Regions from separate parts of the Homo sapiens genome. Here all the other regions are linked to region 1. A link is a loop called in an ENCODE intact Hi-C map of the cell type or tissue named here. Cell type or tissue: heart right ventricle. All regions are shown on one strand. Each heading gives the region's core, and the rest is flanking DNA. Links, peaks and the distances in the headings are about the cores only.

The links. Hi-C counts contacts between places; a loop is a spot of excess contacts. Peaks named below come from ENCODE experiments on the same cell type or tissue, not always from the same donor. Only the 100,000 strongest peaks of a DNase experiment are listed, where the experiment ranks them.
Region 2: it touches region 1 in a loop (3-fold over the local background); 21 of 110 quality-filtered maps call a loop at or near these places.
Region 3: a loop joins it to region 1, with 2.9 times the contacts of the local background. A loop is called at or near these places in 14 of 110 quality-filtered maps.

What each region holds. Positions count from the first base shown.
Region 1 is chr2:12,928,099-12,936,474 of GRCh38, forward strand. No RefSeq gene overlaps it. Among named protein-coding and RNA genes, the nearest start is that of MIR3125, 190 kb to the left of the region's middle. In heart right ventricle, for the core only: CTCF peaks have their summits at 3,315 (motif pointing left) and 3,519; no DNase peak of the experiment used is centred there; H3K27ac peaks cover 5,069 bases.
Region 2 is chr2:12,412,440-12,420,815 of GRCh38, forward strand. All of the region lies in intron 4 of MIR3681HG (MIR3681 host gene), which reads left to right. Among named protein-coding and RNA genes, the nearest start is that of MIR3681, 220 kb to the left of the region's middle. RefSeq lists an enhancer at 427-476. In heart right ventricle, for the core only: a CTCF peak has its summit at 4,326 (motif pointing right); a DNase peak (open chromatin) is centred at 4,335.
Region 3 is chr2:12,799,960-12,808,335 of GRCh38, forward strand. No RefSeq gene overlaps it. Among named protein-coding and RNA genes, the nearest start is that of MIR3125, 67 kb to the left of the region's middle. In heart right ventricle, for the core only: CTCF peaks have their summits at 4,689 and 4,889; a DNase peak (open chromatin) is centred at 6,733; H3K27ac peaks cover 2,935 bases.

The sequences.
Region 1 (8,376 bases), core at 200-8,199:
CCATGGGTTAATTAAGTCCATTTTGCTCATTCAGCTTATGAATTATCTAGTCCAGCTGCTAATTTAACTGATTTGAAAATTGAAACCAAAGGAGGTTGAGTGACCTTCTTTAAAGCCCCAGCAACTGAGTATCTACATTGGATCTCAAACCTAGGTCTCTTGACTCTTAATCCTGCTGTCTTTGTTCTTACTGTAACTCAGCTGTTCAAATTAGTTTAAAAATAAGCAATAATGTGAACATTAGTAGAACCAAGACAGTGGAGATATGTATCTACTTATAGAGTCATTCTTTTACAGGCGCGATGACTCATTTATGTGGAAAATGTGCCCAGGAGCTATGTCTAAATCTGTGTTCTAGTCATCTCTATAGAGCAGAAGTTTGTGCATTATCTTAGGAAGCCAGGCTTAATGAATCTCCCTAGAAAGCTTTGGAGATTCTGCGAGGAGTCCTCCATGGAGGTCAGAGATATAGAAAGCTCCGTATTGCTATTCCATATGCCTGTTCACCCTTCCTATTAGGAGGCTGGAAATATAATTAGAAGACAAGCACCACAGATGCTGCAGTTTACAATATCCAGAAGAAACTGCCGAAATGGGTAAGACATGAAAGGATAATTTTGCTTATACAAAATAGCAGACTGCAAACTAAAACCAAGAAAAACAAACAGGCAGATGGGAAGAGTGGAGAAGGCACTGGCACAGCTGTGAGCAGGATTTAGACACCCAGATGCAACATAATTTGGGGGGAGGGGTGGGAGAGGAAGAGCATCTGAAAGAAAATTAGAATCACAAAAGATGCTGAAGAATAATGAGTTTCTCATCTCTCCACCTGCAGGTTAAACTTTTTCACCACTCCCTAATACCGTGGTTGCTGAAAGTCATTTCCTGGGGGATGGAAGAACAGGACTCTAGGACGGAAAAGATAAATAGACGTCATTCTTAGCAAAAAAGGCAGCAGCAGTAAAATCAACAGCTATGGTTGTGATGGAAGAAGAAAGACATAACCATTACCCAGAAGAGGGTGGATAGTAGTGTTTAGTTTTATTATTAGCAGCACTATTTACATAACAGCACATGTGCATGCCTGCCTGTCCATATAGAGCTATGGGCTTGGGGTGGGGCAAGAGAGAGTCATTGCTTGTAGAATTTCTACTAGGCAGTAGCCACTATGATGGAAACTACACATATCATCTTCATTAATTCCCCGCTTTCCCACAACAGCAACAAATTAAAAAAAAATCAATGATGTATTGTTTTTCCTGTTTGGGGGGATTAGGAAACTAAAGGACCAAGGGGTAGGAGCCAGGATTTAAATTTAGATCTTTATGATGCCCTAGAGGGTATTCCTCAACCACTTAAGTACAAACACAAAGCAAAGTCATCAGAAAAAACATTTCTGTTATGTAAAATCAAACGTAACACCAAAAGGGAGCAGCAATATGTTCTTTAGCAAATTGTGACTCAAAAAAGAAGAAGCTTCTGTCAGCCAAGGGAGATTCAGCAACTGGGTGCTTAGCTCTGCCATGCCACAGAGCACCTCTTCGCTTCTCTAAAAGTACTTAAAAAAAAACAACTGGCTGTTTATGCATTTTTATTCTCACTATGTTGTGAGCCCCTGCAGGACAGAAATTGGACATTACTCATCCATATATGCCCAGAACCCAGTAAAAAGCCTAGCCCTGCGTAGAGCTACTACGTGGCTGGACTCTAGGAGTCCCCACTTAAATACTGGTGTTAATGTGAGTGATGGAGGCAGGGCTGTGCTCCATAGGAGGCCCACAGAGAGCAGGTGTTCCCTAAATGATGACAGAGGGATGGGCTTGTTTCAGCCAGCCAGCTTCTAAGAAGTTTCCAGTGAGATCGAACTGCTCCTTCCCCTACATTTTCAGGGCATTCTATTTAGTATGCACCTTTCCCCCTTCCTCCACCCCACCACATTCTCATCACAGTTCTGTGTGTCAGAATGATGTTTATCCCTAAGGCTATTTATGGGCATGACTGGATTTTATCTTAGCTTCCTTGAAGTGGCCCAGTCAAGTGAAATGAGTCTGCATTTTAAACAAAATAATGTGCTTCTTTCTAAAACAAGATTTTTTAATCTATAAAATATAGCTCATAAAACCCTTTTCACACATAATCTATGCTAAGTAATATCTTTTTCTTTATTGTCTATTTCATTCCTCCCTCCTGGTGGGCACACCATGAGAGAGTTCCTTGAACGGGTGTGTCAACTGTTTCCCAGTGGCAATAGGGCCGTTCTGCCTGTTACTGCAAAAAATGAGGTAGAGTTCCCATATCTTGGAGGATATATCTCTTCATGGGAAGAGAAAAATCCTAGCTCTGCATTCCAGCTCATGGGCTGTGTGCACCAGCTATTTTGGGGAAGGGGAAAGCCAGTCTCACAACACTTTCCCCAGAGAAAAGATGCCAATCTCAACATTAACCATTAGGAAACATCATTAAAGCAGATGAGAAATGGGCTGCGGACATTTTTATGAGCCCAAAATACTCTACTTGGAGGTTTTATGGAGACCACAGGAAGCCAGAGAGACAATGACATCCATACCCTTTTTTTAGAGTCTGCTGAGCTGAGGAACAATCTCTGTGCTCCATAGAGTGTGTTTTTGCAAGTGTAAATTACCATTGGGGGCCATGTCAAAGTAAGCCTTTTTCAGAGACTTGTGCACCTGTTGGAGATAGAATGCTCTAGGCCAAGTAGTTGTGGGCTTACTGTCCATATCCATCCAGAGTTGCAAAGAAAATACTTCCTTTTGATTCCAGGACAGTCTTGGAATTAGTCTTTAGAGAAGGCTATTCTGCTTAAATCTGCATGGTTGCAACATTGCACCAGTAATCTCTATATATTGGTTTTCTTATTTTTTCATATGACAAAATGAAGCTCAGAAAAGTTGAGAAACTTGCACACACACACAACTAGTAAGTAAAGGAATCAGAATTTGACTCTGCATGTTCTTCCTTATGGCACCACCTCCTTATCCAAGCCCAAAATGTAGATTTAAGGCAGGGACAGGAAAGAGGGTGTGCATACAGAAGTGGCCCCAAATGAGGTCTCTTGGGTCTTTATTTAGGGCAAGCTCAGCAGAGATATTTTTTTCTCTGTACATCAGGAATTGTGTTTTTAAGGCATTAAACCACACAGTGAAAATAGGAGAGAGGTGAGCAAAGTCCTGGCAGGTTGCTCTCTGCCTTCAGTAATGCAGTTGTGTGTTTTCCCGGGAGCCCTAGAAGAGGGATGGGGAAGATGGTCCAGAATAGTCCTGAATTGTAGAGCTTTCCTATTTATACTGACATCTCGTGGTAGTGCTGTGTGACTGCAATCTGCATTGTCTTGGGAGCCAAGCATTCAACTTTACCAATATTCATTTTACTCATTCGTGAATTAATTGAACCAGAAGTTGTTACTAAGCACTTGGTATTTGCCAGGCACTGTGCTAGACACTAGAGAATACTATGACATGCTCACAGAAAGATCCTGGGAAAGACCAAATTGGAAACTCTTAAAGGAGCTCAATGCTTATCAAAGCGTTAAGAACAACAACTAGTGAATGTAGGTGGCAGAGTTGGCCAGGTACTTAGTAATGGTGGTACTATGTCCTCTGCATTTATCATCCCATTGAATCTTCATAATGATCCTCACTGGTGAGTATTCTCATTCAGATTTCAGATGGAAGGAAACTAAAACTATAAGAGGTTATTTAAAACACCCTAGTTTAAAAACCTCCTAAGCAGTGAAGTTAGGATTTGAACTCTGATTTTTGAGATCTCACAGCCAGAACTATACTTCTCTGTGAACAAACAGCAAGAAGAGATTAATTCCAATGGTCAAGTGTCATTTGAAAAGGGCTTAAGTTTATTTGCACGAGATTTAGCCCATGACAATCATGGGTATCAGACTTCCCAGATGTCTACTAGTTAAATGAAACTAGGTCTGTTCAATTTAATTTAATTTAGCAACCAAAACCCTACTGCTAACATCTTTGTGCATATGTTTCAGTTGGTCTTCTTCTATAAACTCGTAAATACATGAATATATAAACAAAAAAGGGAATCATACTGTATATGCTGTTTGTAACTTTCTTATTTTGTCTAATTTATTAGCTTCCTATTGCTAAACACCAACTTATCACAAATTTAGCTGAAAACAACTCCCATTTATCTCATAGTTCTGCAGGTCAGATTTCCAGGCAGGCTCGATTGGATTCTCTGCTTAGGATCTCACAAGGACAAAGTCAAGATAATGTGCCCAGCTGGGCTCTTATCTGGAGGCCCTGGGGAAGAATCTGCTTCCAAGCTCATTCTGGTCTTGGGCAGACTTGAGTTTTTTGTCACTGCAAAACTGAGGACCTTTTTTATTCTTGCTGGGTGCTGGCCACGGACCAATTTTGCTCCTAGAGGCTCCTCTCAGGTCCTTGACAATGACCCTCTATCTCAGCAATGGACAGCCGCCTCCAGGTCAAATCTCTCCCCACTTCTAATCTCTCGAAACTTCTCTTCTACTATTATCTGGGAAAATTCCTATTTTCAAAGGGCTCTTACCATTAGGTTAGGTCTACCAAGATGACCTCCCCTATCTTAAGATCAACTGATAAGTAACCATAATGACATCTGCAAAATCCCTTTTGCTGTGTAATGTAGTATATCCTGGGAATGCCACTGGGGCAAAAGTCAAGGGGCATTTTAGAATTCTGGCTACCACGTTTAACAAACATGTTTTCAAAATGTATTTATTGACAGCGTACTTTGTGCTTGAGTCTAGGCTCTAGAGCTATGATAGTGAACAGAATACATAAAAACTGCATTCATGTAGCTGACATCTAGTGTCCTGGAAGGAGATTTTCTATATTGAGGAATATGCCTATATAACTTTTCATTTTTATAGATATGTAATTCCACTGTATAAATATACCATAATTTAAATAAGTACTTCCAGCTATTGAATAATTTAGATTCTTTTCAATTTTTGCATTTGTAAACAACATGGCAATAGAATTCTTTTGCACTATTTGCAGATAGATGCCTGGAAATGGAATTTATGGGTCAAAGTGTATTATTTTGACACATGATATTAAACTGTTTCCTGGAAAGTCTTGACAATCCAGCATTCCTGCCACCATTTTTTTTTGTCTTTGCAAATATTTTCAGTGAGATTGAATTTTTTACCTCTATATTATGTACATATATAAGTATATAGTATATTTATAATCCTTTTTATGCCTTTCCTAGTCACATTTTTTGATGATTTTTTTTCACTAGGATTTGTTTTACTTTTTTGTATCATTTTACTACAGTTATTTAAAGTATTAACTTTGCTGTTACGTATTACTACAGATTTTATGCCAGTTCATTGTCTTTCAATTACATTTATGGCATCTTTTGATATAACATTTTTGTAATCCAATTTATTCATATTTTCTTTTAATAGTTGGTAAATAACTGGATTCATAGTTGGTAAAGCTTTTTCATTCCTTTATATAAGAATGCAGATGTATATTTATATACACATGTATATTTTAAAATTTTATTTTAGTATAGGAATATTTAACTTGGTAATAAATTAGGGACTACACATTATTTTTCAGAAGTGTAACCAGATGTTCTGACATTACTTCATGAATAAACCAAACGTCTCAACATGCCCTCAATGTTTATAAATACTTTTTTCTCTTTCTTAACTTTCTATATATTTTCACTGCTTGGGTTCCCTTGCATGATCCCACAGGAGTTTTATTGTTACAACTTTAGGATGTTTTAATATGATAATCCCAGTCTTTTTTCATTACTCTTCTTAAAAATATCCTGGTCAATCTCACACTTTATCCTTCCAAATATGCCATAAAAATAATTTTAATTCAAATCCAGACTTGTTAGTGTTCAATCTGAACATGAGAACAATATGGAAAGGCAATATCAGCTTTGGAAGCCTATGAATTAACTTCATATGTCCCTAAGTCCTTCTCCTAGCCCGTCCATGCTCCAGTTCATGATTACCTGAGAGTCTCTGTGATACCTCACTCTCTCCTTTGCTTCCTAATCGACCTACTCCAATCACTCACCTACACAAGCTTAATGACACCCACCGTTCTTAAATATGTCAATTGTCTTCTTCCAGACCACTACTGGCTTACTCCTGAGTGTCATCTTCTTTTTGTGTCATCTGTTTAGTGACCTGCATATCAGCTTGCTGGCTTCAGGCATGTCCAAGTCATTCTCCACAGGCACGGTCACAATGGCTGTCTAAAGGCTCACTGGTCATGCCTCTGCCATGCATTTGACCTCTTTCCAACTGTCCTTATCACTGATGACAGGAAGTAGAAGCTCTTTAATCTAAACACTCTTCACATTTTGGTCCTTACCTATCTTTCCAAATTCACGTCCCTTCAGACTCTGTTTTACAGTTTAATTCCATCTGCCTATACCTCTGTTCCCATACAGGCTATTTCGCAACTCACCTTCACATATTTCTAGATGGTTTCCCTTCACTGATACATTCTTCCTCATTGCTCTGGTTTCCCCTGCTCAGGCGCTAACACCTGCATCTCCTTAAAGACTGCTGACTTTGTCTCCTTTGAGAAGTATTCTGTGATATTCTCCAGTTCCTCATGTCCAGCCCCAATTTCCCAAACTTATGATGAGCAAGTTAATGATTTTTCTCTGTATTCTTACATTGGGATCACCACAGCTCCATAGAATTCATGATTTCTTATTTAGGTGCTTGTTTTTGATAAAGACAACTTACATGACATCTCAAGTTATATCTCCGTGATGTAGAAGTTTATAGCTCCTATCAGTTATGGAAGAACCTAATAAACCTATTTATACATTTTACTAGTACAATCTACTCTTTAACTCTTTACCAGCAATTTAAGTTTCTGTAACACTCCCACCAAAATTTGTCATCTTTATCCACCCTTTCCTCCAGTCTGACCTCTTCTAATTTTTCACCCTCTCTTGTGATCATGACCCTTGAAAACAATTTGATCTCCGCTTTAGAGGATAAATGATCCTTTGTTTTAGAATATTTGTCTTATTGTTTAAGCAGGGATAACATGGATTTTGTAAAGCCTTCCTCTCTTATTGCTAATTTTAGAATCTCAAAACTAAAAGGAGCAGGGAGTTTTATTTTTCCAGGCTAGAGAATGTCTTTGTTACCAAGTTCACATGTATTAATACCTCCTGAAATCCAGTGACTGCAGTTCCTGGGAGACAAGAAGGAACTTTCATTGAAAATGCTCTGCCTGGCTCTGTAGAACTCTCTGAAATGAGCTTCACTTGTTATCCAGGCCACACTAGGTTGCTATGGAAACCAACATGTTAGATCAGCGAAAACTAAGACAAAGATTCGGAAGATGTCACTGATGCTGCAACCTCTTTACCTTCTTTTCAGCATCTCTCTCTCTCATTCTCTTTCTACAGGCTTGTATGTATGCATGTGTGTGTGTGAATGCATGTATATGTGTGTATCTCTGAATGAGTGCTGGATGTCAAAACCTGCATGTTCCCTTTTCACTGAGCATATATGCTTTTACACCCTTCTCAGATTTGGGCCAACCCGGACTGTCTTTACTATTGTTGGGGCTTCTTCAAATAGGTGGTCCAGCTTATAGGTCCACAAAAAGAGCTTTGCCTTTCCTATTTATATCTAAATGGTCTCCAGAGAAGAAATGGTTATGTAAGGAGAAATAACCCACCATCAGTTCTGAGGACCAAGCCACATTCCACAGAAAAGAAAATAAAAACCTGCGGTCAGTGTTTTGCTAATGTCTCTGCTGTTAATCCAGGGTGGGAGTCCAGAGCCAGGGAAAACATTTCATTCAGACCTTGGAGGCTCTTGTAAAGGTCCCTTTTTCAGCTTGGTCAGGGAATTACCCACCCAGCGGTGCAGTGGGAAATGTTTCCGACATTCGAAATTCCAGCTGCGTGTTGCAGTTGCTTTGAGCTCTAGTTTGGAATAACGTATGCTTGGCTTATGCTCATGCTGGCTTTTTCATTCACCAGGGTGCTGAGATGGCAGAGATCTAAGTTCCTGAATGTCCTCAGCTTTATCCACCCTGGACCAGGAGAGAGATGTGGCAGCTCCTGGTTACTCAGGCATTTGAGGCAGTGTGTGGATGTGAGTGAAGCCTGGAGTTCAAACCCCTTAGGGAGGAAATAAAAAGTTCTGAGCACTGATTCTGTGACACATACTGTCCTAGGCGTTTCAAACAGATTATCTGAAACTCATTTCATTCTCACATCAAACTTGCATGGCACATATTATCCAAGTTTTATAGATACAGGAACTGAGGATCAAAGAGGCTAAGTAAAATGACCAAGATCATGTACCTTTTAAGAGGCTGGTGTGAGATTTGACCTCAG
Region 2 (8,376 bases), core at 80-8,079, 520 kb before region 1:
CCGCACCTGGCCTCAGGTCATTCTTGACCCCTTTATGAGAAGGCATACTCAAGGCCATTGTTGAACTAAAGGATGAAGACTAAGTTCAGTGGTAGAAAGGTGTGAGGAAGCACAAAGATTCTGCTGTAAAAATGCAAATTCAAAGGACCAGGGGCATTGGAATGAAAATTGCTACATGAAAATCTGAAGGACTTGAGTGCAGCTGAAAGAAATGTGTCTTCCTCCTTAATTGTTTTAAATATTGAGGCATCCATTGAAAAGTTTTCAGTAATTTTTTTTTCTGGGTCTTCTTAAATTAGGAAAAGTAGCTGTATGAAGATGGATCTCAATAGTGAAAGAGTATGCATTGTGATGGCTCCTGTCAACAAGAATTTTCCAGTGAAGATTGTATTTACTTGTGCAGAGGCACATTTTAACTGGGCACCCACATTATGCTAGGCAATTTCATGTAAAGAATCATATTTAATCCTCACTGTGAGATGATGCTATTTTCACTTTCAGTTACAGAAAACAAGGCCCAGAGAAACAAACAATGTCCTCCATCTGGATTGTGCCTGCTGTAGGAACAGGAAGTAGGCTCTGCTCATGTCTGGGTATCCACTGCTTTCAGATCACAGACAATCAGTCACTGCTCCTCACACAGCTGCTAAGTGGTGTGATCAGGACTGAAACCCCAGTGCCTCTGACTTCAAAGCCTATGCTGCTCCACTGCACCACAGCATCCATTTCATCAAAGTCAGGAATTCCCCTGTTTTATCTTGAATCTCTATCAGCTGGCCCTGGGTGGTCGTTGTTCATGTTACTCATCATCTGTGTTATCAGTAGGAATGCTTCCGGTATTACAGAAAGGGGACCATGCGTCAGAAAATGGTTACAAAGTGGCAAAAACTGACCTGACTGGGGATGTAGTCAAAGGGCAGGAACGGAGGGTGGGACAGGTCAAGGAGGTGACCAGAAAGGCACTCACCAGGGGAGCAAAATATAAAGAGGCACCAAAACACTCAGCGGTCCTGATAAATAATATTTTAGTGCAATATTTTAAAAATCAGAATTTTTGTAAAAATATCCAATGGTGAAGAAAATATCAACATTGTAAGTAAAGATGGGATCGCACCCTGCCCTTGCCAAACTCACTCACTCACTTCATCGTCGTTACCTTACAGCCCTGAGAGGAGGCAGAAGCCATAAAGAATGAGACCAGAGGAAAAAACCTCTCCTACTCCCATTTCTCCAGGTTTCTAGGAACAGGAATGAGGGAGAAGCAAGGGAATTCTTATCTGCAGAGGTCAGATTTCAGAGAAGTGACCATGATCTCTAGGAAAAGCATAGAAGCTTACCCATGGAAAGATCAGGAATCAGGAGACCTGTGTTCTGGTCTGGGCACCAGCACTAACTCACTGTGTGATTTGGGGCTAGCCCTTTTCTTTGGGCCTCAATGTACTCATTTTTAAAATGGGAGCTTTGAATTGAGTGCTTTCTGGGGTCCTTTCCAACTCAGACATTCTACAAGGCTATGGACTAGCAGATTCCAGGGAGAATACTCTGTCCTTTACTCTATGTGGAAGTGCAGAATTCCAGAGAAAACTTCAGTGGGTCAAATATGGACATCTTCTGTCTATTAGCTTTCCTTGCCTCTTTTCTCTTTCGTTTAGTGGTCAGTGGGCCACAAGAAGAGGCTAGTGGTCAGTTTCCACTGGTCCCTAGAAGTCAGGTCCCATGGAAGTTTGAAGTACTTAGCTTCTTGTAACTCTAGAACATCAGAGCTGACAGTACAACATTGGCCAGCTACGTCATAAGTCAGTTTGTACTAAAGATAATAACTACTGCAATTAGCTGGGTATGGTGGCACATACCTCTAGTCTTAGCTACTTGAGAGGCTGAGGTGAGAGGATTACCCGATCCTGGGAGGTCAAGGCTGCAGGGAGCCATGATCTTGCCACTGCACTACAGCCGGGGTGATAGAGTGAGACCCTGTGTCAAAAAAATCAATCAAACAGACACACAAAGATAATAGCTGCTGTGTATGGATATGTAATTATGTAATAATAGCTGAGAGGCTGTATATAATAATGGTCTACTCCTGCACACAGCTGCTGGTATAGTGTTCTGTTTCTGCCTCTTCCCAGATGCATTGGTCAGGGGGCCGCCAAGATGCAGAGCCCACAGACTATTTCAATCATCAGAGAGAATTTAATAGGAATTATTGTTAAAGAGGTATAAAGTTGTTAATTAGGTAACTGAAAGTGTAAGAAGAAATCTCAAAGGTATCACAGAGGTAGCAACTGCAGGACACATGACAGCCCCTACGACTGAGGGAACAAAATGAGTGTGAGTTGGTTAAATCTTTGAACCTTAGTAGAGGGCCCCTTGGAACAAAAACAGAGACCTCTGAGAAGACGGCTGGCCGGCTGGTGTTGCTTTGGGGGCATACGATTGAGCTTGTCCTGCAAGTGGTGAAAAAAACTGTAAAGTGGGTTCAGCTACTGCAGCTGGAAAAAATTGCTCCTGGCAGGGAGAACAAGCATTAATGGGGGAATAGCACATGCATGGAAAGTGAGGCAAGCAACAAACAGAAAGGGCCACGTCCCTCCAGCCTTGTAGAGCATAATGGGAATCCAGTTGGCAAGGCAAAAATGTGCTTTTCTGAACCTCGTCCCCAGCTCCACAAAGCAGCGTACAGAAGGGTGGGTTTAGAGCTGAGAGTCCATAACTTAATAACTGGCACACTAGCTACTTGACCTTAAGCAAATCACCTGACCTTTCTGTGCATGCATTTACTCATCTGTGAAAAACGAATACTAATGAACTCTTCTGAATAGGGTTGTTATCAAGGTTAAATTAGTTAATATACAGAAGTGCTTAGAACAGTTTCTTCAGTGCCCAATAAGCTAGTAGGCACTTATGTTAAAATAAGTGCCCAATAACATTTACCTGTGTGTTAATTTTAATGTGTCAACTTGACTGGGCTAAGAACTGCCCAGATAGCTGGGCAGGTAAAACATTACTGCTGGGTGTGTCTGTGAGGGTATTTCCAGAAGAGGTCAGCATTTGAATCAGTAGACTGAGTGAAGAAGACCCACTCTCACCAGTGTAGGTTGGTACCAGCTAACGTGTTGAGGACCTTAACAAAACAAAAAGGCAGAAGAAAGGTCAGTTCACTGTGTGTGAGTTGGGACAGTCATCTCTTCCCATCCTCAGACTTTGGCACTTCTGGTTCTCGGCCTTCTTATCTGAACTAAATTACATCACCATCTTTCTTGGTTCTCCAGCTTGCAGATGGCAGATGGTGGGACTTCTTGGCCTTCATAATTGTGTGAACCAATTCCCATTATAAATATGACATGTCTGTGTGTATACATACATATATATAGACACATATATATAATGAATGTGTGTATTCATACGTATATACACATACACACACACATATATGTGTGTGTATGTGTGTGTGTATATATGTGTGTGTGTGTATGTATATGTATATATACACACATACATATGTGCCTTCTATTGGTTCTGTTTCTCTGGATAACCCTGAATTATGCAATCTGGTATTATTATACAAAGGAAAGAGGAAAGAGCAAATATGTCTGCCTTGCCCAAGGCATTAGATTCACATTTTCCTTACATTTTGTGGCTTAATTTCCAGAGTACTTCTCAGAAGTGAATGTCAACTTCCTGATGTTTATACTCAAGGAGAATGAGGTTTGGAGATCTGAGTAGTTTACTGAAGGCACTCACATTGAAAGATTTTATGAAGCTGAAATTCAAATCTAGATGTGCCCCATCCAAAGACCACCCTCTTTATACAGCAACATGCTGCTTCCCCTGGATCAAGAAACACAAGGTAATTATCATCTTATTGTACCACTCACTCATGAAGAGTTAAGCTAGACTTTACTGTCCTTAAGCCTCAGATAATTCACCTGTAAAATTAGAATAAAACACTTGTTTGGAACACTTGATCCAACGTTATAAAAATAGCATGATCGATCTCAATGGCAAGTCCAGCAAGATAAAATAGTAAGGGGAGAACACAAAGTCCTCTACGGTAAGGTCTGCTCTAACACAACATATGTGTTTCTATAAATTACAGCACTGCGGGAAAGTATGCCAGAAAAAACACAAGACTTATGGAAAAAATGGGGTTACAACACTAAAAAACTTGATCAATGACACACAATCACAAAGAAAGTCATCTAATAAAAACAGTAGTGGAGTTGTGCGCGTGTTAAATGGTTAAGATATACTTAGATACCAGAATAAACATGGCATTTTCCTTGCAGAAGACCTGGAGTTTGCTTGTGGAAGTGGGTGCCAGCAGGGGGCAGCTTGGGAGTCCCTGTGAAGTGGAGACTGGGGTTGATCAGAAATCAGAGAGAAAGTTCTAAAACCAGATGTGAATGGGTGTGGCTCATAACACACCCAGTGATCTGCGGTAGCCGGTAGAGGCATGGAGGTGTGTGTGTGTTTTGCATATTCCTAGGAACCCCGGGGTCAGCCGTATGCAGTTTCTAGCAGATGAAATAATTCATTGCAAAGATATATTTACATTGTGCTCAAACTGTTTCCTAATATACTGATTACACCGAAAGAAGTGCAGAGTTTCAAAACAAATGTTACAGCAAAACTGACTGTTTTTGGGTCCAAAAACTTAGCCAGAAAAATACACAATGAAAGAGACATGAGTTAACAGCCATGTGGGTTAGGACGTCCTCTGTGTTGGCAATTGGCAGAGTGTGGAACCAGTGTACTGGGTTAATGAAAACCGAGATTGCACTGAGAACATATATCGTATGACAACAGCAGCAATAATAATAATAAAGAAATTTACAGACAGGGATCTGGGTGAAGATTATGCTAATTAATTAAACACACAGTTAGAGAGAATCTCTTCTGTCCTAGGCAGAGCCGGCACCTTCTCCGGAGGAGAGCCTGATCTGCCGACATGACTGACCATAGAAAACATTGGCTGTATCTTAGGGATTATGGATGCCATTACCTCCACTGTGAGGAAGGTGCTATGGGGATTAGCTATGACAATTCTCCTGGACACTTCCTAGAGCAGGTCAGGGGCTGGACTGAGACCAGGGTTTAAGGCAGTTAGATCCTGACCGAAAGTATTTTCCACTGGACAATGCTGCTACTTCCCTATGTCTTCTGATGGGAGAATCTGTATCTTCATTGCTCTGGTAACTCAGTAAGTCGTCAATGCTAAGTTCTCTTTAAGTGACTAACTAGGCCAGACTCACTTGGGCAGAGTGACATTAATTAGTCACAGCATGGTCGGTGTATAGATACTTTGGACTAGAACCAACATCTGTCGAAATAATGATGTTAAAACTAAGCGTTTGTTCTGCAGAGGTTCTGCCCTCCCTCCTGCCCCTCCCCCATAGATGCATTCCCTCCATCTTTGTACGTGCAGGGCCTCATTCTTCATATCACAATGTCGGGTAATTGTTGTAGGTTCAACTGCCTGTCTCCCTCCCTAACCGAGAGTTCCCAGGGAGCAGAGACTGGGCTTTATTCATTTCAGCACCACAGGGATCTAGCGTGGGGTTTACACATAAAAGATGCTTATGATGTCAGCTCCATGAGAACAGAGACCATGTGCTCATGTCAGCCCTTGGTGTCTAAGCCAGTGTCTGGCATCAAGCAGACGTGCAGCAAATATTTGTTGGCTGAAAGCATGATCCTTAATGAAAGGTCATTTCCATTACATCAGTTAATTAAATAAAAATATATCTGTTCAAAATTATGTGGTCAATGAAAAAAAAGTCCAAGGGCTCTTTAATGATGTGGGAAAATGTTCAGAGTATAATGCTGAGTTAAAAACAAAAAACAAAACAGGCCAAACATTGTGTGGCTCACTGCTGTGATCCCAGCACTTTGGGAGGCTGAGGTGGGCAGATCACCTGAGATCAGGAGTTTGAGGCCACCCTGGCCAACATGGTGAAGCCCCGTCTCTAACTAACTAAAAATACAAAAAAAAAAAAAAAAAATTGCCAGGCATGGTGGTGTGCACCTGTAGTCCCAGCTACCTAGGAGGCTGAGACAGGAGAATCACTTGAACCTGGGAGGCGGAGGTTGCAGCGATCCGAGATTGCACCATTACACTCCAGCCTGGGCAACAACAGGGAACCTCCATCTCAAACAAACAAACAACAATAGCAACAACAAAAATAACAGGCTGAAAATATGTAGATTCAGAATGATACTCATCATGTTAAAGAAATGCCCTCTGGTTTACATGGTTGTCTCTGGGTTCTGAGATTTGGGGTGACATTTACTCTCATCATTGTACCTTTAGGTCACTTTACAGATTATTTAAAATAAGCCTGCATTACTTTAAAAATGGGGAAGAAAATGTTTTAAGAGCAAATAATTTCATCAGGTGCTTTAGTTGGTATGTTTGTTCAGTGTAATTTAAGGGATAGGATGACTTCTGGGAAGGGAACATTTCACAAAATTGTTTTCTTTGCCTTCAGAAGGCCAAATTTTCTATCAGTTTGATGATTCTGGTAATTCGCACATTAACTGGTGGCCTCCTTAGCGGGTGGTGCCCTGAGGAAGAGCATCTTTATTTCTGGGTTTCTATCACAGAGGCAAGAAGGAATCCAGGAACAGAAGGGCCTTCCAGCCTTGTTTTATATTGCTTTATTTATTTTAATTGTGTGACTTTGCTCTAAACTGTGCTGGGGGGTGGTATAAAATTAAAATACACTCACATTGACTAAATCATTGACTGGCAATAATTTCCAGAGATTTGTTTGTTTCTGTTTTTTTTTTAAACTCTGAATTCTATGTTCTATGGAAAGCATTAGTTTCATACCTTTATTTTCATTTCATTATAATGTATGCCATTTTAAAATAGAAAAGAAAAAGAAAACCATCTCTATGAATATAAATCCTATTCCTAATAATAGATATAATCACTCAACATAATAGACCAGAGGTCAGCATAATACTCACCACAGGCCAAATCTGGCCCATAGCCTGCCTTTATATGACCTATTAGCTAAGGCTAGACTATTAGCCAAGACTGTTTTTTCATGGTTTTAAATGACTGAAAACAAATTTTTTAAAAAATAAGGTTTCATGACGTGGGAATTACATGAAATTCAAATTTCAGTGTTGATAAATAAAGTTTTATTGGAACACAGCCATGCCCATTTGTTTGCATATTGTCATACAGCTGGCTTTTGCTCTGCAACAGCAGAGTGGAGTAGTTTCTGTAGACACCAAATGGTTTGCAAGCCTGGAATATGTACTTCCTGGCCCTTTGTAGAAACAATTTGCGAACTCCTGTAATAGGCCTAGGTCAGTATTACAAGGAAAGTTGGAATAACTTCAACCTATATAAAGGCGAAGCTAGATCAGACTGAGAAACAGTCAGAATTCTGAACTAGAAGAAATTGGGAAGGCATACCACTGAGTCCCATTGTGACATGGTTCAGGCCTTCATCCTCTCATCTGGAATGACCCCAGCAGCCTGGGAACCTGTTCCAGCCTCTCATCTTGACACATGTACTGTATGCCTACAGTCCAATCCACCGCTTCCTGCCACCCTCACACAACTGTGGCAAGGTTATCTTTGTAAAGGGAAACTGTGGTTGTGTTACTTTCCTGCTTACAGTCTCCAGGGCCAATGGATAGTTTATGGTAGTGGTCCTAGCTCTGTGCTTTGAGGAGTTCTGGATTCCTTGGAGGAATGTGTAAGGTACAGAGATGGTGTGGGAGGGTTCGTTGAGTAAGCAGGTTGTGGATCTTTCTCTCTGTGCCCCCATTTCAACCAGAAAAGCTCTATTTCTGCTTTATTTGTGTATTATATTTAATTTGAAGAATGGATTCTGTTGTTTAACAAAATAGCTGGAAAGCCACTAGTGGGTCAAGTTGAAGCCTCTTGTCCTGTTCCTGTGTGATCTAGTGTGATAGACACAGTGCTAACCAAACTTTGTTGTTCCCTGTCATTTCCGAGTCTCCCTTGCAGGGAATGGCGTTATTGCCAACGAACGTTGAGTAGAAGTGACTCCCATCACTTCTGGGCTGAGAGAGCTGAGAACCAGTATACTGCCTCCATTTCTCCTTTACCTTGGTAACCTTGCAGGCTACTTGTCAGGATGTTGTATCTAAGAGTTGGCAGATCATGCAACAGCCCGGGTCCCTGAATGGCCATGTAGAACATGATCTCTACCCTGACCTATTTTAGACAGTACAATTAAATAAACAAGCAGACTTTTGTAGTAGAAAATCCCTGGAATTTGGGGTTTATTTATTACTAAAGAATAGCTTTGCATCTGGCCCTTGTTTATCTGTCATTTATTACTTGGTTGGCTGATGTGTTAGGTGGTTGGTTGCTTAATTAATTTAACAACA
Region 3 (8,376 bases), core at 80-8,079, 130 kb before region 1:
AAGAAACTATTTTAAAATTCACATGGAACCAAAAGAGAGCCTAAATAGCCAAGGCAATCCTAAGCAAAAAAAATAAATAAATAAATAAAAATAAAATAAATAAATAAATAAATAAAAAATAAAAGTCCAAGGCTGGAGGTATCATGCTACCTGACTTCAAGCTATACTACAGGACTACAGTAACCAAAATAGAATTGGTACTAGTACAAAAACAGATACATAGACCAATGGAACAGAATAGAGAGCCCGGAAGTAATGGCACACCACACACATATAACCATCTGATCTTTGACAAAGTTGACAAAAACAAGCATGGGGAAAGGACTCCTTATTCAATAAATGGTGCTGAGAAAACTGGCTAGCCATATGCAGAAGACTGAAACTGAACTCCTTTCTTACACAATACCCAAAAATCAACTCAAGATAGATTTAAGACTAAAATGTAAAACTCAAAACTATGAAAGCCCTGTAAGATAACCTAGGAAACATCATTCTGGACATAGGAACTGTCAAAGATTTCATGATGAAAATGCCAAAAGCAATCACAACAAAAGTAAAAATTGACAAATGGGATCTAATTAAACTCTTTAAGCTTCTGCACTGGAAAAGAAACTATCAACTATCTGTATCAACCTACTGAATGGGAGAAAATATTTGAAAACTATGCATCTGACGAAGGGCTAATATCCAGCACCTATAAAAAACTTAAAATAAATTTACAAGGAAAAAACAACCCCATTAAAAAGTGGACAAAGGACATTAACAGACGCTTTTCTAAAGAAGCCATACATGTGACCAACGAGCATACAATAAAAAGCTTAGCATCACTGATCATTAGAGAAATGCAAATAAAACCCCCAAAGATACACCCTCTCACATCAGTCAGAATGGATGCTATCAAAAAGTAGAAAAATAACAGATTCCGGCAAAGTTGTGGAGAAAAGGGGACGCTTATACATGGTTGGCGGGAGTGTACATTAGTTCAACCATTGTGGGAAAGCACTGTGGTGATTTCTTAAAAAGCTGAAAACAGAAACACCATTTGACCCAGTAATACCATTACTGGGTATATACCCAAAGGAATATAAGTCATTCTACCATAAAGACACACACACACACACACACACACACACACACACGTTCATTGCAGCACTATTTACAATAGCAAAGATATGTAATCAACCTAAATACCCATCAATGGTAGACTGGATAAGGAAAATGTGGTACATATACACCATAGAATACCATGCAGCCATAAAAAAATGAGATCATGTCCTTTACGGGAACATGGAAGATCTGGAGGCCATTATCCTTAGCAAACAATGCAGGAACAGAAAGCTGAATACCACATGTTCTCACTTATAATTGGAGCTAAATGATGAGAACACATGGACACAAAGAGGGGAACAACAGACTCTGAGGCCTCCTTGAGGATGGAGGATGAGAGAAGGGAGGGGATCGGAAAAATAATTATTGGGCACTAGAATTAGTACCCAGGTGACAAAATAATTGGTACACCAAACCCTCATGACATGAGTTTACCTGTATAACAAACCTTTACATGTACCCCTGAAATTAAAAGTTTAAAAAAGTACAGTTTCTAATCAAGTAGGTCTGCTGCAAGCCCTGAGAGTCTGCATTTCTAACAATTGATGTCAATTGTGCTGGTCCAGGGTACATTGAAAAGCAAGGTGCCAAAATAGGGCAGGGTCTTGCTCACCTCCATATCACTTGCATTAAGTAAATATTTGTTTAGTTTCTGAATTGTAATGGGCAGCAATCTTTCCTCTCGATGATCTGTTGAAACTGACCTAATTGTTCCACATAACTGATGTTTATGGTTTCTTTGAATAAACATAGAAATTGATCCTTCCTGTCTTAAAACTTGAGAAAGTTACATTTGTTTTATCTGAGTTCCTTTCTCACAAAACAAACCATCAGCCTCCCCAGATAGAATTAAGGAGCTGAGACTTACCAGATCACTGCACCCAGACAATGAGATGCCAGACCCCTCATCCATTATATCTGCCTGACTGATCACCTGCCTCCTCTTGACCAACTCCTCATCTTGACCTCTCCTCGGTTCCTGTTTTTTTAATATATGGTTTATACATGATTACATTTCTTTCCTTGATATAGAAACCCCTAATTTTAGGCAGTCAGGGAGATGAATTTGAGACTGATCTCTCATCTCCTGGGCTGCAGCACCTGATTAAAGTCTTCTTCCCTGACAATACTTGCCTCAGTGATGGGCTTTCTGTGCAGTGAGCACCGGGACCTAGACTGAACCCCTGGCTTTTTATTCACACTGTCATTTCAATCATGTAGCTGCAAATGTGTAAGCAGAGCATGAAGAAGTAGTTAAGTACAGACTGGACAGATAAATCAGGCACAGTCTATAGTTTGTAAGGATAACCGATGTCAACAAGAATTGTCTAGCTCTGGCTGTAGGGACGTTTTCAGATTATGCTATTTGTGATGACCACATGAGCAGCTAAGTGGAGCTTGTTACTGGCATTCACATGGCTGTGGCTTAGCGTTGACCATCCATTTAGTATAACTGAAAAATAAAGCATAAAACTCTGATCTTTTAGGAAATGTACTTTGTGGTAGTAGGACCAGGATGTATTCCAGTCCTACCCAGTACATTTAAGCCAAACAGACCAGTCCTTACACAATGCTAGTTAGTTGGCAGTCAGTAAACAGCAGACCTAGGAACTCTCCTGGAGTCTTTTCACCTCTGTTTCATCTGATCCTTCCCACAGAACAAAGAAGAGGACCATGGAACCCAGGAAAAGTTTTCTACAAGACATGTTTCCTATTCTAAGCTCTGAAGGGTAAGTGGGAATTAGCTCAGTCACATAGACAGTGGGAAAAAGCATTCCCAGCGGACAGAACAGTATATACACAAAGGAATGTGGGGATCTGCATGCAGCTCGCTGTGGCCAGAGTGTAGATTATGGGATAGAATAAGGAGGTGTGAGGTGAGACTGAGAAGCACACAGAAGGCTGATAGTGAAAAAACACAAACTTCCCTATGAAAGGATGACTGTTCCTTTGGAATGCTCTCATTTTCAAGGTGGCACCTGAAGTATGAGGTTCAATGGCACTTCTCCAAGGGTTGCCTGTGAGCCTATAACATATTTTCCCTCATTGGCTCTGATGGACTTCCTGGAAGACCACAATGAGATGGGTGCTGAGAGTCCCTTGACCACTTTTCACCTTATGGCTTTCTGTCTTCCTTTCACAAGGAATGTAGAAAAACAGAGACAACTTACAAATTGGGTATTTCTGTCTTAGCAAAATGGAATTTGAAGATGGGAGGTTTTAAGTCTCCAGAATATCTCACATTTTCTGAACTATTTCTGATATTGAATGCTGAACAGTTGTTAAAGCTGAGTTTCTCATATGTATGATAAACATATATATATAAACACACATATTTATATACATATATATCTTTATCACATAAAACAAGAATTTTTATTTAGTGTTGTTGATTTTGTTGCCTTTTTCCTTAACAGACTTTGAGTCTAATTTGAAACTTTCTCAACATGACTGGTAAGTTGAAAATAAAGAGAGACTGTGACCTGAGTAACAAGAATTTTAACACAAGGAAATTATGTAGTTTATTTTATTTTTATTTATTCAACCAAAATAAGACAATTTCTAGCTATTTACATTAACCCTTTAGTAACATCTGTGGAATGTCTATGAAAGCAATGTAATTAATTCTACATGTGCACATGTGCATCTGAAAGAGTGTTCTATATAACATCTGTTTTCATTCATATGCCTGGTGCATTATTGCATCATGATGTATTCTTTGTGGCATTATTTTAGAAATCTATTACCACAGATCACCAAAAGATCTCTTGTCCTGTCATCTTTGGGATAATGAACACTCTCCATATGTGTAAATCTGTCAAGCCATGCCTTCCTAAAGTGGTAGTTATTAATTTACAAATCAAAGAAATCAATCTTACCTTTTCCAATCAGTGACTGTTTTATTGCAGAAATACAGAAAGGGTCATTAGCCTGAACTATAAAGCATCTCATCAAAAAGCCTACCCATAGAGAGCAAGTTAATCTTTCTCACTTTTTAAAAAAGAGTTTTTTAAAATCAAGACATTCCAAGATAGATTCAATGTTTGGAAAGATAATTGATAAAATAGACTAGCAACAAATTCACTTTGAAATTCAGTGTGAATTATTTTTTATTGTAATTCTTCACACTTCCATGACTAATATCCTCTACAATGTTTAACTTGAGCTCTCATTGGTCTATACCTATTGAAGAATGTCCTTCAGCAAGATATCAAAATAGGCCTAGTTTTATTTTATGGGTGGATTCTCAAGAAACAGAAATGATGGATATGAGATATTCCCTAGAAAGGAGTGGGGCACTGCTGGATAGTTGCTCAATTGTGTTGGATAATGTCACAAGCCTCTCACTCTCTGTTCCCTGAACCCATTAAATCAGCATTTATTAGATATGTGTTCTGTGACAAGCACTGTCAAACGTTTTGAAGAGAGTTATTTTTACTTCCCACTCCTAGAACCTCAAGGTAGTGGTAAAAAAAAATGCCCAAAGAGAGGTGATCAACCATCAAAAATATCTGAGATTTCAGACTCTGTATTCCAGATGCTTCAGGCCAGAATACTCACTGCCAAAATAGGCAGTGACAGAGACGGCCAGAGGGCAGCACAGCACACCCAGAGACCTCAAAAAGAAGAAGAAATCAAAGTATTAATATATTGTAAAGCAAAAATGGAAAATGTGGGTTTTGGATTAAATTAGAAAAGAATACAATTGTCAGTGCCCCAAGAAAATTATTTCTGAATGGTTAATACATTCAGTATTAATCAGCTCAAATTAAAAATTCATAAAAATAGAACAATTAAATTACATTTTTTTTCTGTAATGAAATACTAACCTTTTGATTTTAAGCTAGTTTTCTTCAGATATATATTATGAAAATCTTTGTTTTTGCCAAATTTGGATAGTTTGTAGTTTATTAAGTGCTATTTTGTGCATGTAAAATTTGAAAATAAACACAGTCTCTGTAAAATAGAATGTTTATAGACTTAAAATCTGCTCCTTTGTCTTTCATATCTTTTTTTCATGTTAAATGATTTTTTGGTAGGAAAAAGTGGGATCACATGCTATTAGGTTCAATTTTGCTCAGAAAGGAATCTGTTTTCATGCCTTCATTAAGTTACATCAAAAAGAAAATGCCTAATCATTGCTGAGTCCTTCTGCTGAATATGCAAAGTTGAGAAGGTGTTTGTGGTGCTGATGGCAAGATATCTTTACTAGGCTGGTAACAACCAGAATGTCCTCTAAGGCAGGACTTTGGAGTAAAATGGTGTGTGGTTGGACTCCTGCTTGTAACTATTTAGGACTTTAAGCCTCTTTTCTGCCTATCTCACATATCATTTTGCAAGTCTTCTTGGAATTATTTAATTTACAGTATTTTGATAACTTCAAAGCTGGTAAAATGAAATTAGAGCTATCTGCTTGTGCTCAGAAATCAATTCTCATCAAATAATATGAAATTATGTTATCTAAAAGCATTTACCCTATTAAGTGACAGACAAATGAGAAGTAAGGAGACTTAATACACTGTTTGCCTATTGATGACACTGGCCACAAACATCCCACTCTTTACAAGCAGTAACAGGGAAGGGAGTCTTTTGAAAAAACAATTTGGGCCGGGCATGGTGGCTCACGCCTGTAATCCTAGCACTTTGGGAGGCCGAGGCGGGCAGATCACGAGGTCGGGAGATCGAGACCATCCTGGCTAACACAGTGAAACCCCGTCTCTACCAACAAATAGAAAAAATTAGCTGGGCACGGTGGTGGGCACCTGTAGTGCCAGCTACTCGGGAGGCTGAGTCAGGTGTGAACCCGGGAGGTGGAGCTTGCAGTGAGCCAAGATTGTGCCACTGCACTCCAACCTGGGTGACAGAGCGAGATTCCGTCTCAAAAAAAAGAAAAAACAATTCGATGCCTCATGTGACACAAGAGAGAGGACAAAGATCAATGGATAAACGATAAGTGAAGTCAAGTCTAGTCTAGATTGAAAAAACCACTTTCCAACATTAACATCTGAGCAGTAGTGCATGGAGTATTTTGAAGGTAGTGATATCACCATCAGTGGAGGTGTGCAAGAAGAAGCTTAGTAACTCCTTAGCAAGGCCATTTCTGGAAAGAAACCCTTATGGGGTCAGTAGCTTAAATGGCCTTTCACATACCTTATAAATTTGTCTAAACTCATAATTTGATGTCTGACTTCTTCTACTCATTCCTTTTCTAAGCTTCTGCTCCACATTCCAAAGTAGCAGACAAATTAAGTTCTCAGAATCTTTTAGATTCTTGCTGGTAGGTTAATTGGGATGCATAGATGGGCTCTTAATTTTTTTTTATTTCTACACTGGCTCATGTGATTTTTATTTATCCAGTGTCTACAATGGCAGTAGAATAGTGGATGCCAGTGTGTTGTGAAAATACAAGAGTGAGCAAAAGCATGTTCAATGAACAACAGTAAATCCTGACTTCATACTGTTTTACAGCTCCATTTATTCTAGTTTATATTTTGAGGCAGAAAATAATTTTCTTTGAACACTTACCACATGTATTAATACCTCTGTCATCCACTTTAGATCCTACTTTCATGGAAAAAACATAACCCTTCCACGCTGATTCCTGGCTGATGTTTCCAGCTGCGAGGTCAGCTCCCACTCCATTGCAGCACTGGAAATGAAGTCAGCCTACAGAGGAAACTAATTGTGTTCCCGTGCTGGAACAATATCTGTATATACTGGAAAAAGTAAAGACAAAGCTCACTTCACAATTCCAGCTCCACCCCTGCTTAGTGATACCACCTTGAGAAAAAATGGCTTAACCTCTCTAAGATAGCACATTTGGTGGTAAAATAGGAATGCAAATACTGATTGGAAAAGGTAAGATTTCTTTCTTTGATTTGTAAATTAATAACTACCATTTTAGGAAGGCATGGCCTGACAGATTTACACATATGGAGAGTGTTCCAGGAATTATAAACCATGTGTAACTGGCACCGTAGCTGAAATACGTCATGTTTAAAATACAGGAAGCTCAGGGCTTTGGAGTATACTGCACACAAACTTAATAGTCAATATTGCTCTGATGAGTTTGGCAAAATGGAAAAACTATTGAGATGATGGAAGCAAAAAGAATAATCTACCACAGATAACTTCTTACTATGGTCAAGGGTTACTTATAAGAAAATAAACTTCTCCAGGCTGTACAAAGTTAGGCAGTCACTGCGCCTTATGGAGCCCAATCTCTTCTCACATCTGTATGGTGAGAGACTTGAGTTCAATGCTGCTATGGTTTCGTCCAGCTCAGAGTCTATGTGAACTCTCAAGAGTGGCTTAGAATAAGTGATTGGAGGATGCACAAGACAAAATTATTAGAAGCTTCGGGTAAATCAATGTTTCTTCTGCCACCTTGTCAATAGCTAACAGTCAGACAGCTAGTACCACTGAGGGAGTGGTAAATCCCAACTAGTTTTGGTGAGAGGGCAACGCTGGTGCATACACCCATGAGTGTGTCTTGGAGCAGGGGCAGACAGAGGTCTTTCTGGAAATATCAGTGATAACACCAGAAAAAGCAGCATTGCAGCCTAGACATTCTGGCCCCACACAAACCTTAGAGAAGATCCCTTATCTAGGAAATATTAATTAACATGGAAGAGGAATCCACCCATACATCCAACTGGATGGTCACCAGGGACGTGGTACCCGCTGATCACAAAACTCATGGAACTTTGAACACAGGCAGAACCAGGACCATTAGCAAACTGAAGACTAGTTGTTACTGTTGTGGTTTTGTTGTATTTTTTTCTTTCAAGGCACGTAAGTCTTATACTTCAAACCTTTCCTGGAGACACATGGGAATACTCAGATTTACACTCTACTTTTCTACTTTGGGGAGAAAAAAAACAGAAGAAACTAAACTAAAACTGTGCAGTTTGTATTTTAAAAAAGACTGGACATTGAGATCTTGCCAAACATCTCTCCATTCAGCAACCACTGAGAGAGTGTGGCGCTACCTTTTATCTGTTGTATGAGCTTGGGGAAATGACTCGGTACCTCTGAGTTTCCTCCCTCATCTGTTAAAAACAAAATACAAAAATGGTGTTGCAATGCAAGAAATTCTTTTAGTTCATATTCTTCCAGCTTCTCTGGGGCTCTGTCAATTATCCTGCACTCTGTTTTTCCTCCTGGGTTGCATGTGTGACCTTAGACATGGATAGCACATGAACACGCTTGCTTCTGCAGGGTGCTGATACTTTCTAGGTGACTGAGACTCATGGAGTGGAAAGAGTG